2 separate regions of the Homo sapiens genome follow, and region 2 is linked to region 1. The links are chromatin contacts, found by Hi-C or POLR2A ChIA-PET in ENCODE. All regions are on one chromosome and are shown on one strand. The core of a region is the stretch at or near the end of the contact, and the rest is flanking DNA. Distances in the headings are between cores, read along the strand shown.

Region 1 (6,948 bases), core at 2,446-4,945:
CACAAAAACACCAAAAAAGAAAAACCAAAAAACCAGAGGCTCAGATAGGTGGAGCCACTGGCCCAAGGTCACACAGCAAAACTGGCCCAGGGTTGGGTCTTCCACGGGCGGGGTTGGGAAGGAATGTTCTTCCTGTCTGGAAGACTAGGCAATGGGGCCACCTCTTCTGGCTCTGTGACCTGGGGCAAGTGACCTCACCTCTTCAGCCTTGTCTTCATCTGAACAATGGGAATTGTGGGTGCACCCTGCTCACGGGGCTGTCGGGAAGGAACCACGAGGGAGGCAGGGCCAGCAGCCGGTGCAGCTGGTGCTGTGGGGGGTTACCGGATGAGGGAGCAGGCTTGGCACAGATGGGCCTGGGGGGCAGCATTGACCCTGTGGCTGAGTTCCCTGGGGGTGCTGGCCGGGCCAGGCCCTGCCTGCTGCCCCGTCCTGTGTCTCCTCCGGCTTTAGGTACTAAGTCCCTGGGAGGAAGGTTGTTTCTGCTTCTGGAGGCCACAGCCCGATGAGCTCAGGCCTGCTGCCCCCTCGCTCCAGGGCCTCATGCCAGGCACTGTGCAAGCCCCCAGGGAACCATTTACGAGCAGGCAGGCCTGGGGACTGGGGCAGTTTATCGACATCCTGAAGGGGCCAAACCTCTGTCTGTCTGAGCCAACGGGGTGGACAGGTCGGGGTCCCCAGCCAGAGCAGAGTGCAGAACTCAGTAGGTCAGTGAGTCAGTCAACAATAAAATCCCACCATGCTCTTCCCCGACTTGAAACCCTGCAAAGATTCCCAACCTACTTAGAATAAACCCAGCGCCCTCCTGGCTAGAGGCCCCTGGGACCTGGCCCCAGCAGCCTACCTCCCTCCCCTCCCGGCCTCAGGGCCTCAGCACATGTGTGTCCTCCCGCTGGAGCTCCTACCCCACTCCTCCACCTCCAGTTCCCGTTGAATCACCTGCAGGCATTGGCTTCCTGCTAGGTCCTGGGGGAGGACCCCTGAGCTCCAGACCAGGCCAGGTCCCTCCTGTGTGTGCTCCCTGAGCTCCTTCCCAGGGGCATTTGCTGCGGGGATAGGACCCCACCTCCACCCCCCTGAGGTCAGCCCTCCCAGCTCACTAACCTTTCCCTGGGGGCTCCCTTCCCATGGGTGGTGGTGCCGGGACCCCAGGGTTAAGATCCTGGAGTGTCCCAGCTGGAAGCACCTTAGGAATCCCTGTTCACGCAGCAGATATTCACGGAGCACCTACTCTGGCCCTGTCCTGGGCTCTGGGGACAGACCCAGGCCCTGCTGTCCTGGGAGCTGATGGCAGCAAACAATAAGCCAGTGATAATTGAGACAGATCCAGCTGGTGGCAGTGCTGTGAGGGAACTGAACTGGGGGTGGGGGAGGGCACCCATGGTCTCCTGGGAGAGCCTGACGAGACAGGGGCATGGGGAGTGGAGGCAGGAAGGGACAGAAGAAGTGGATCTGCGCGTGTGCAGATGGGGGTGGGCCGGGAAGCCTTCGGCGGCGGGAGGCAGCTGCGAGTGCAGATGTCCTGGGTGGGAATGAGCTTTAAGGGACAGAAAGCAGGTGTGCGGCTGGCATGCGTGACAGCAGTCAGGGAGGGAGGAGGACCCTGCGGAGCCTCATGGGCTGCAGTGAGGCCTTGAGACACATTCTCAGTGGAGGGGAGCCTGGGAAGGGTTTAAGTTGATGCCCCAAGACGAGAAGAATTTGACCCAGGCTCCAGAGCAGTTAGTGCTCAGTGCCCCAACTCCAAGCCTCAGAGAACAGAAAGAGTGGGTGCTGCCTGAGAAAGGCACACAGCAGGCACTCCATAAGTGCTGCAAAGAGGGGGTTAAGTATAAACCGGCCAGGAAATGATGCTGTTTCTCAACTTAACCATTTCTGAGCTGCCTCTTCCTGGGCTTTATCAGAGTCCCCCACTTTCTTGCAGGGGTCTGTAATCAAGGCTGGGAAGGTCAGCTGTGCGGGTTACCTGGCCAGGGGGCCATCCGGCCCAGGTGACCCTCTCCCAGCTGTGTGCCCTGGAGTGGGGCTGGTCCACTGAAGCACTGTAGGGACCCTTGTGTGGTCTGGAAGGAGGGGTAGGGTCTGCAGACCCTGTACCCAAGGGCGGCTTCATGAGCGTGTAGCCTGTGCTCTGTACTTTGATTGAACGCTCTGCTGTTGTGCTCTAGAAATTTTTGTGGGTGTCATTCTGTCGCCCAGGTTGTAGTGCAGTGGTGCGATCTCGATTCACTGCAGCATTGACCTCCTTGGTTCAAATGATCCTCCCACCCCAGCCTCCCAAAATTTTTTTTTTTTTGAGACAGTTTCTCTCTCTCGCCCGGGCTGGAGTGCAATGGCGCGATCTTGGCTCACTGCAACCTCCGCCTCCCAGGTTCAAGTGATTCTCCTGCCTCAGCCTCCTGAGTAGCTGGGATTACAGGAGCGTGCCACCACGCCCGGCTAATTTTTGTATTTTTTTTTTTCTTTTGAGACAGAGTCTCGCTCTGTTGCCCAGGCTGGAGTGCAGTGGCATATTCTCGGCTCACTGCAACCTCCGCCTCCTGAGTTCAAGCAATTCTCCTGTCTCAGCCTCCTGAGTAGCTGGGATTACAGGTGTGCCTCACCATGCCAGTTAATTTTTTTTTTTTTTTGTATTTTTAGTAGAGACAGGGTTTCACCATATTGGTCAGGCTGGTCTCGAACTCCTGACCTCAGGTGATCCACCTGCCTCGGCCTCCCAGAATGCTGGGATTACAGGTGTGAGCCACTGTGCCTGGCACCAAATAGAAATTCTTAATACAATTTTTTTGTGTGTGTTTTGAGACAGAGTCTTGCTCTGTCACCCAGGTGTGCAGTGGTGCAATTTAGGCTCACTGCAAGCTCCACCTTCCAGGTTCAAGCAATTCTTCTGCCTCAGCCTCCTGAGTAGCTGGGACTACAGGCATGGGCCACCACACTGGCTATTTTTTTTTTTTTTTTTCTTGAGACGGACTTTTGCTCTTGTTGCCCAGGCTGGAGTGCAATGGCACAATCTCAGCTCACCATAACCTCCACTTGCCGGGTTCAAGTGATTCTCCTGCCTCAGCCTCCCGAGTAGCTGGGATCACAGGCATGTGCCACCATGCCCAGCTAATTTTTAGTAGAGACAGGGTTTCACCATGTTGGCCAGGCTGGTCTGGAACTCCTGACTTCAGGTGATCCACCCACCTCGGCCTCCCAAACTGCTGGGATTACAGACGTGAGCCACCGCGCCTGGCCCAAAATTCTTGATAAATTTTGAATAAAGAGCCTTGCATTTTTATTTCGCACTAGACCCCACAAATTTCACAACTGGCCCTGCCTGCAGCTCTCCTCCTGCCAGGCCTGTGGGGGCCTCTGAATGTCCTGCATCCATGGGACATGTCCCCTCAGGCCCTAGAGGGGAGCTCTGCCCAGAGAGTGCCCCCACGGTAGGCCTCTGCCTCTCGTTGGCCCCTTCCTGGATTCCTGGGATCAGCTCTTTGGGAGGAAGGAGGACAGAGGTGATCCATCCCCTTGACACCAGGGCTCGCTGGCCGTCAGCAAGGGTCCCACAGTGTCCAAGTCCTAGTCTAGGAAAGACAGCCCTGATGGCTCTAATATCTCAGACCCCTCCTGTCCCCCATCTGATTGTCAAGGATGCCAGAGGATGCTGGGCCTGGGCTGGTTCGGAGGTCCCTGGGCAGCCCCCACCTGGCCTTGGCCTCTGCCGCCCCCTTGTGTGAGGGCAAGGAAGAAGCTGCCCACACCGACGGGGAAGCGGTGCATCTATTTTTAACTTCCTGTCTCCGTCGAGCTCCCTGGGGTCTGAACCCTTGGAGCCAGGGCTGGAGCCTGATTGGGTTTCAGGCCCCACCTTCTGGCCTTGTTCCCTGGTAACCCGAGCAGGCCGAAGCGCAGCCGCACTGTCAAGGCAAACAACCTGGCAGGAGGGCAGGGCTCTGCATGGAGAGGGTGGGCTGATGCCCCTTCTCTTCCCATCACCACCTTGACCCCTACTCTGGCACCTTGAAACCCCTTTCACTATAGACAGGGATTTTTACTCCACAGTCAGATGGCTCACTTGGGGAAGTAACCTGGTGGGGAAATTTTATACTAAGGTGTGAATGATTGACATAATAAGGCCATTTCCCAAGAGCTGGACCTGGGGGGTGGGAGGATAGAGAGATGAGAGGATAAACAGTGAGGATGAAGGAGGAGAGGGCCAGGCCCCGATACTGTCCTACTCTGCCCCAGTTGACAGGCATGGTTGCCCTTCCCCCTTTCCTGCCCCTCCTCAGCCAGGTCTCCCTCCCCCAGGCAGTCAGGCAGGTACTCCCCGAGCCAGGAGCCACTGGGACATCCTCCTCAGCTTGGGAATTCCTCTGTTGGGATGGCTAAGAAGTGTGGGTGTGAAAACGAAATAGCAGCCATTAAGTTTCAAGGAGAGGAGGCTGGAGAAAGAGGCGGCTCATATCCAGCCCTGCCTGTGAAGCTGTCAAGCACACAGACTCTGGAGCCAGAGGCGAGTGATGCAAGTTCAGTTTCCTGGACGGTACCAGGGGGCCTGACCTCAAAGACTGTGTCAGGAGAAATGAGTCCATACATGTAAAGCACCAAGAGCAGGCCAGGCGGGCGTGGTGGCTCACGCCTGCAATCCCAGCACTTTGGGAGGCCAAGGCAGGCGGATCACTTGAGCTCAGGAATTCAAGACCAGCCTGGGCAACATGGTGAAACCCTGTCTCCACCAAAACTACAAAAAATTAGCCGAGTGTAATTGTGCACTCCTGTGGTCCCAGCTACTCAGGAGGCTGAGGTGGGAGGATCACTTGAGCCCAGGAGGCGGAGGCTACAGTGAGCTGAGATCACGCTACTGCATTCCAGCCTGGGAGACAGAGCAAGACCTTGTCTCAATTAAAAAAAAAAAAAACAAAAGCACTGAGAGCAGAATTTGAGCTTGGCAAGTGCCGAGTGCATGCCTGTCATCATCACCCAGTGGCCAGCACCGCCAGGCACCTGGGTAAATGGTTGGCTCACGTCCTTGTTGCATGGAGTCTTCACCTGAAGCCTGTGCAGTCAGTCCTATAATTGTCCCGCCTGGAGGCTGGGGGCAGGTGCAGGACTTGAGCCCGGCCCTGTCTGCCTCCAGAGCCTGCACTTGCAACAGCCGAGTACCAAGGCCTCTGCCAACCACACCAGGCAGAAGGACTGCTGTAGCAACCTCACGTGAGGGCTGGGGCCGGCAGGTTGCACGTGCCCGTCTGGAAGCTTGTCTGGCATGCCAGGGGCTGTTTAATATTTACTGAGTCCTCCCAGACCTGGTGAAACATCCGGCCCCAGAGGCTCTTCCTGCCCCGGCTTCTGTGACACCTGGGCCAGACATGCTGCCTGATTTGGCCATCTGGAGGCTGCATGTGCATCACCTTCCCCGGGTGGGCGGGCTCTCAGAGTGGCCACTGAGCCTGTCCTGTTAAACCTCACACAAGGAGCACTAGGCTCAGAGCTTTCCCGGGAGCAGGTGCATCCAGGTGTGGCTGCAGCAGCGAGGGTATAAGGTCCCCAGGTGGATGGAAGCGGGGCTGGGCCAACGGTGCACACCTGTTGGGGGCTGGAGGCAGGAGCTGGGAGTGAGCGAGCTCCTGCCCCACTGCCTGCTGCCCACCTGCCGGGGTCCCTAACCTCTCAGAAACCTGCCTTTTCCCGAGTCTGCAGCCCTGACCGTCTCTGCCAGCCTCAAGATGGCAAACTTGCGGAGGGCCCGGTTCAAGAGGTGGGTGATGGGGCCTCAGGGAGGGCAAGGGGAAGAGGGAGCACAGCCCCTGTGGGCTTTGGAAAGCATCACTTAACATTAAATATATACAAATGGCTGGGTGCAGTGGCTCATGCCTGCAATCCCAGTACTTTGGGAGGCCAAGGCGGGCAGATCACCTGAGGTCAGGAGTTCAAGACCAGCCTGGCCAACAAGGTGAAGCCCTGTCTCTACTAAAAAAAACAAAAATTACTGGACGTGGTAGCAGATGCCTGTAATCCCAGCTACTGGGTAGGCTGAGGCAGGAGAATCGCTTGAACCTGGGAGGCGGAGGTTGCAGTGAGCAGAGATCGTGCCACTGCACTCCAGCCTGTCGACAGAGCGAAATTTCATCTCAAAATAATAATAAGAATAATACCTGTCTCCTAGGGTGGTTGTGAAAGTCGAGATATTTCTATAAAGCCCTTAGCGAGCTCCTGGCGGCAGCAGGTGCCCCCAGTTACTTAGGCTCACGTGTTCTCACCAGGCTCCTGAGGCCCTTGGGCTTGTGGTGTCAGCTGTTCAGCAGCCCACTAGCCCTGGCCTGAGCTTAGTTTCTCTGCTCTACAGAGACATTACTTGTCATTGTAAAGGTGTTGGAAGCTGGACTTTCTCTGGGAGCTGCCCTTCTCCTCCTCTCACACATCCTGGGTCCCCAAAACTAGAGAGGCCCCAGGTCCAGGCCCCTCTGCAGACTCCCACTTCTGCCTGGGTCAAACCTTGCTCCTTGCATCCACTCCCAGAGCATACCAGGTCCCATTCTCCACCTTTGCTCCCTCTGTCTCCAGCTGGGAACACCCAGGGGTGCACTCGCTATCCCGCTCTGCCTGCAGGGGCCAGGTTCTCTGTTCTCTAATCCCCTTGGGATACTGTATTTTCCCCCGTTCAGCTGAGCTTAATATTTACCAAACTCCTAATATTTTCTTTTTTTTCTTTTTTTTTTTTTTTTTTTAAGGCAGAGTTTTGCTCTTGCTGCCCAGGCTGGAGTGAAGTGGCATGATCTCGGCTCACTGCAACCTCTGCCTCCCGGTTCAAGTGATTCTCCTGCCTCAGCCTCCCGAGTAGCTGGGATTACAGGTGTCCACCACCACGCCTGGCTAATTTTTTGTTTAGTAGAGACGGGGTTTCACCAGGTTGGTCAGGCTGGTCTTGAACTCCTGACCTCAGTTGATCCACCCACCTTG
Region 2 (6,241 bases), core at 2,779-5,278, 49 kb after region 1:
GTGCATGGTCCTCGTCCTTCTCGGGCAGTGACGGCTCCCCTTTGGCTGGGGAGGCAGCCTGGGCACCTCGAAGACTTCCCCCCACGACCCGACTTCTAACTTCAGTGTCTTGACTCATGCTGAGGAATCAGAGGGCAGAGATGGGTTACTCACTTTGGAGAAAATGAATGGCAAGGATGCTGCTATTGTGGCAGGAATTCTAGGAAAAAACAAGCCACGTGTAGACAGAGTTGGATGATGTTAACCTTCCAGCGAGCCAGCCCCCTCTGCTTGGAGGGAGGGCCAGGCCAGGGCCCACATCAGCCTGAAGTCCACTTGTCACCCCCTCCCCCAGGTACTTCAGATAGCACCCACACCCAGGGTAGGGTTCACAAGGTGCCTGGGCGACTGGTCACTGTGAGGATTTATCTGGCTGGAGGACTCACTGGTGTACACACTACTGTATGATTTGCCTTCTCATGTACTGCAATTGCAATGTCTGGCCACATCAGTACACCCAGATCTCATTCTTTAAGAGCTACAGAATATCCCAACACCGGGAGAGAACATAATTGATCAGGTCCCTGGTTATATCATTGGCCTGTCTCTAATTTTTCACTACTACAAACAATGCCACAACAAACACAACTACCTATACACATCTTTACACGCTTGTTTTGAGAGTTGCTGCAAAGTAAATTTCTCCATGTATACAACTGCTGGGTCAAGTATGCACACGTCTTAAAACTTCCCTCCAGAAAGCAGGTACCAAGGGCACAGCCGGCAGTCATCTCCAGCTGGAACTAACACCTGCTCATTCTGCAAACTTTCCGTGCACGGCCACCTACTGCAAGCAGCCTTCCCTGACCACCTCAGCGGACACCTCTATCACATCACTGTCCATGGGCCCCCACCAAAATATGCTTTGGGTCTGCCTTTTTCCCAGCAAGATGGTCTAGAACACAGACCAGGGGACATGTTCTAGTTAACTCAGTACACCACACATATCAATAGGTACTCAATAATGGTTGTTAACCTGCAAGGAAGTAAAATGGGATTTAATCAAGACCACATAAAAAAGGTTACATTCCCCAAAGGACCACTGTGGGGACTGAGGGCACTCAAGCCTGGACATCACATTTCAGGACTGTCCGGAAACCTGGGGGAGGGCGCTGTCGTCAGGGGGGGCAGAAAAACCCTACTCGGTGGCTCCGAGCCCCTCATTCCAACAAGCACCACAAGGTGGCACTAGAAGCCCACAGAAGTGGCTCATGTCCTGCGGCCACCCTGTGCCCAATACCGGACCTCCAGCAGCCAGGAGTGGAGTGGCTGTGGTCCACGCGCCCTGTTCCCCAAGGATGCGGAAGCGCTGCTTGCCAACAGGAGGCTGCATCCACAGGGTTTCAGTACCAGCGTGTGTTTCTAGAACAGAAAGTCATTTCCCCTCACCCCAACAAGCTGGGACCCAATCATATTACCTTTCGATGCCGTAGGGTGCGGCATTTAAGGGGCTTCCTTTTTCTTCCTTGATGGGGCAGTCTTTATCCTCCTGGGTCTCTTCCTTCACCCACTGGTGATTTGGGAAGAACTCCCTGCATTTCCCATTGTGTGGCTCCAGGATTCGTTTGGGTGGCCGGGGAGGTGGGGGGATATGCTCGGGTGGGGGCTCCAGGTCCTCGTGGGAAAGCTCCTTCCACTGATCCTTGAAAGAGCAGCAAGAGGAAGTCCTATTAGTGTTCACTTCGGCTGGTTTGTCAGGAAATCCCTTTGCATGAGCAGAGGTGACGGCTTGGCGAGGGGCTCTCGGCCTCTCAGGGCTGCAGCCATGTACTTGGAAGATGAAATCTTTTGAAAATAAAGTCTCGTCTTCCTATCAATGCTCTCTATGTGAGCACTTCAAAGGCACAAAGTGCAACATGGTGAACATTTTGACAACTTTCTAGCTATTTTAAACATGAAGGGTAGCTATTTCCCCTGACACCAGACGGTGTTTGAACTTTTACAACTGACAGCCTCCTTCAAAGACAAAAAAGTTAAAATGGTCACACCTGGATTCAAACAAAGGCAATGCTGACCTGCACGGAAGAGTCCCCCATGATGAATTTGGCACCTTCGATCACAGCCAGGTAGGAGAAGCGCAGCTGGTCGGCTGTCTGGATCAGCCCCATCCGAAACTTCCTCATTTCTAACAGCACTTTCTTGATATCAACGGAAGAAGGGTCTTTCCTCTTGTCCATCTGAAAGCCAGAGAGGAGATATAAGTCAGCCAGGTCCAATTCTCAAGGGCAACGTTAATAACACCGTTAGATGTCTGTCCCCTCCCAATCTCATGCTGAAATGTGATCCCTAGTGTTGGAGGTGGGGCTGGGTGGGAGGTGTCTGGGTCAGGGGGACAGGTCCCTCATGAAAGGCTTGGTGCCCTCCCTGAGGCAATGCATTCACAAGAGAGCTGGTTAAGAGTCTGGGACCTCCCCCATCTCTTGCTCCTGCTCCCCTTCACCTTCCACCATGACTGGAAGCTCCCTGAGGCCTCCCCAGGAGCCGAGCAGATGCTGGTGCCATGCTTGTACAGCCTGCAGAACCGGGAGCCAGTTAAACCTCTTTTCTTTACAAATTACCGAGTCTCAGGTACGCCTTTATTAGTAACGCAAAAACAGACTAACACAGTGAGTCTCTGTATTTTGGAAGAGGAGCGCTTCAGTTTCTACTTAGGAAAAAACATCACAGCAGAGCAGGTAGAGGAGCTCCCCAGGGCACCCGCGAGGGCCTCCTTACCAGCAAGAGGCAGGTATCAGCCAGACAGAAGGTTCCAGACCTGCCGATGCCTGCACTGCAGTGCACCACAACGGGCCCGTGCTCCGGGCTGAGTGACCCTGACTCTCGGACTTTGAAAAGAAAGTTCAAGAATGAGGCTGGTGATTCAGGGACTCCAAAGTCAGGCCATGTGGTATAGTGGAAATGTAAGATCTCTCGAGTTTCTTGGGTCTGAAAGAGAAAAATACTCATGATGATTCTAAAAGAATCATCTGTACAGAAATCACTAATTCCAAGTACACACAGAGTCACCTTCCACTCTCTACCTCTAAGAGGAACATTCATTCTCAGACTTTCTCCCAGGGTCCACACACCCAGTCAACAAATACCACACCCTGGGGCCAGGCCCTGGGCTTGACACTGAACCTGCAGGGTGCGCCTGCTTAGACTTCATTTCCCTTCGGATTGAAGAGTCCCCTCACCTCTTTTCTCCCTATCACTTCCACTGTCTACATGGTTACAACTGGTTTCTCTCTGTCTCACGAGTCACAATGATGCTGGGCAGCCACCCATAAAATCTTGTCATAAAGCCCTGCAAGGCCTCCCGTGAAAAAGTGAACAAGGAACAGCAGGTGAGGCACTGGCTCTGGGCAACTTTCAGACGGGGGCTTCAAGATGATCTGGAGGTTTCAGAGGATTGTCACTTTAGAGAAAAAAGTAGCAGACTTGGTCTCCAAAGACTGGTGACTCCAAGGTGTGGCTCAACACCCAGCTGAAGAGGCAGTCAATGCGAACGGCATCAGCCCATGAACCGAGTGTGTCCTACGTGCTGGCGCTGCGCTCTCCCACCAGCTGCTCCAGGCAGGCACTCCCATCCATTTTCCGATGAGGAGGTGGATGTTTGGAGGCAGAGAGTCCATGCTGAGAGCCTGCTGCAGACACGTTTGAAAGGTGGACCCCAGCCCTTGTCCCAGAATGTCTCTTCCGTGGCTGGGTCTGCCCCAGAGGAACAGAAGCAATGGCCTGGCGTCTGTTTCCAGCTCTGCTCCTTCCTTGAGGCTTCTGGCGGCTGTGATCAAAAGGCAGCCCTCACTGGGGGGAGTACGCAACATCTTCAATGACCTAAGAGCTCCTAGTAAATGGGAACCAGTCACTTGGTAAGCAAGGCCCTGAGAGGGAAAGGGCTCTGGAAGTGAAAGTCTCCTAACATGGGCCCGGGAAGACAGCCACAGACAGGAACCATACCAGCCTGGAGAGTTTCCCTGTGGCCCAGTGCCAGGGCCACCTGGCGAGCAGCTGATGGCAGAAGGATTCAGGCCAGAGATCTGCTCATGATGCCTTCCTTCACTTGACGAATGTCCACACTATGCCAATCATGTGCCAGTCACTGTGCCAGGGAGGCGGGGGCAAAGACACCACCTCACCCTCACAGAGCTCATGGCATAGTTACTAGGACCTCCCCCAACTCTGCTGGGATGAAAATAATACATATTTAACCCTGCCTCAGCCATTAAATACACTAGTAAATAATATTTAATGTTCATTAAATATTAAATACAGTATCTTGGCACAGAACAAGGAGAAATTTGTGTATGTTAGGATAATTGCTAGACTCACACTAGGCAATTCCATCATTCTTTCCTCTCTAGAAAATGGTATCCATATAACCTTAATGACATTAAAGAAGAAGAAATACCTCTTCTATTTGGTGGGTGGAGGCAGGTGGGGAAGAAAAGGACTTAAAATGTATTTTTAAAAAATTATTATTATTATTTTGAGACAGAGTCTTGCTCTGCCGCCCAGGCTGGAATGCAGTGGCATGATCTCGGCTCAATGCAACCTCCGCCTCCTGGGTTCAAGCAATTCTCTGCCTCAGCCTCCCGAGTAGCTGGGATTACAGGTGCCCGCCACCACGCCCGGCTAATTTTTTTTTTTTTTGTATTTTTAGTAGAGATGGGGTTTCACCATCTTGGCCAGGCTGGTCTTGAACCCCTGGCCTCGTGAACCACCCACCTCAGCCCCTCAAAGTGCTGGGATTACAGGTGTTAGCCACCGTGCCCGGCCGTTAAAATGTATTTTAAAATTGAATAAGAAGCAAGCATGCCAAATGCAAGTTTTCCTTTAATCCTTGAAGGTGTGGGTTACCGCCCACTGACACCCTCCCTCACACCTGCTCACCTCTTTCACAAGGAACTCATTCCAGCCTTGTGCTAGAACAGACAGCTATGGCTGAGAAAAGCCTTTTAAAAACAAAGTCTGTTGGAGCAAACAGATCCTAACATCAAAACCTCTGAGCTGGCTGTATTCACTCTGCCAAGCAAAAAGCGCACAGCTCTTCTGCTCTGTTGAAATTCAGTTTCCCTCAACAAGCAAATAGTTTCCCAGAAGTCACTCTTAATGTCAGGCTTGCAAATGCTAAAAAGCATTCTTTTAAAAGGCTACTGCATAAATCCTCTAGCACATTCCAACACACTGCCCATGTTACTCCTGAGAATCTTCCAGAAAGCACCTCCATCCACCGTACTCAGAACCCTCTGCCCCATCAGGGCTATGGCAGGGCTGGTGACTCCGGCGCGGTCACCACCAGAGGGCAGAAAGCACTCACATCAGCTGCACTGCTACCATCCTCAAGAGCCAGGCAGCCCGAACCCCTTGCCTACGTCCTGGTAACCTGTGCTACATTCTAGATCTTACTTCTACTATTTTTTTTATTTATTTATTTTTGAGACAGGGTCTTGCTCTGTCACCCAGGCTAGAGTGCAGTGGTGCAAGCATAGCTCACTGCAGCCTTGAACTCCCGGGCACAAGCAATCCTCCTGCCTCAGCCTCCTGAGTAGCTGGACTATAGGGGAGCACCACGATGTCTGACTAACTGTTTTTGTTTTTTTGTAGAGACGGGGGTCTCACTATGTTGCCCAAGCTGGTCTTGAACTCCTGGCCTCGAGTGATCCTCCTGGCCTCAGCCTCCCCAAGTGCTGGGATTAAAGACGTGAGCCACCGCACCTGGCTTACATCAACTATGAAATGAATGGCAGGAGCCATGATGATTAAAAAGTAGTACTTGAGAAGGGGAGGCATGGGGTAACCCAGAAGCAGATCCCTCCCCACCCACACAGCCCTGGAGCCCCACTCCACATGGTCTCCCTACGGCTCCACCTTCCCTTCAGATAAAGCCCGTGCTACACACCCATGGTAACTGCTAACCCTTCCCGTATAGGACCTCCCAGAACCCTCGCAAAACCTGAGTTTGACAGAAGAGGAAACGGAGACACTGTGATGAGCTAGTAAGGTGGGGCCAGGATTCGACCCCAGTTAGGTTCTAGAGGTTGGTGGCTGGCCACTCTTCACTGGTGCCCCCAGGTGCTGCCGCGCACTCCCTCCACTGTTCCCCAGAATGACATGAACACCCCCAAGTTACGGATCCAGGGGAATTATTCCAAAGCCCCAGGAGCAGCGCGTTCAGCGGCAGTGCTGCTTGCCACAATGCCTTGCCATGTTCCAAGACCAA

What was found. Hi-C counts contacts between places; a loop is a spot of excess contacts on that map. ChIA-PET counts read pairs that join two places held with the same protein, here RNA polymerase II (POLR2A). Pooled maps may share reads with other maps.
Region 2: a map of Right ventricle myocardium inferior shows a loop between it and region 1 (4-fold over the local background). The contact joins two enhancer-like sites. A Hi-C loop is called at or near these places in 1 of 168 maps with a recorded cell type or tissue (Right ventricle myocardium inferior), 1 of 37 single-sample maps with no recorded cell type and 5 of 50 pooled maps. POLR2A ChIA-PET finds 5 or more read pairs at or near these places in 4 of 52 experiments (AG04450, H1, MCF 10A and 1 more).

Annotation. Positions count from the first base shown.
Region 1 is chr20:50,623,029-50,629,976 of GRCh38, reverse strand. The region is part of intron 2 of RIPOR3 (RIPOR family member 3); the gene reads left to right. Among named protein-coding and RNA genes, the nearest start is that of MIR1302-5, 12 kb to the right of the region's middle. RefSeq lists enhancers at 539-1,136, 4,012-4,973. Within about 2 kb of position 3,695, at least 7 of the 41 ENCODE cell types and tissues checked have a DNase peak (open chromatin) inside an H3K27ac peak, as active enhancers do.
Region 2 is chr20:50,575,143-50,581,383 of GRCh38, reverse strand. It overlaps PTPN1 (protein tyrosine phosphatase non-receptor type 1), which reads right to left. Exons shown (of 10, transcript NM_002827.4): 6 at 2,755-2,964; 7 at 2,055-2,216; 8 at 1,458-1,681; 9 at 1-119. Among named protein-coding and RNA genes, the nearest start is that of MIR645, 7.5 kb to the left of the region's middle. Within about 2 kb of position 4,028, at least 14 of the 41 ENCODE cell types and tissues checked have a DNase peak (open chromatin) inside an H3K27ac peak, as active enhancers do.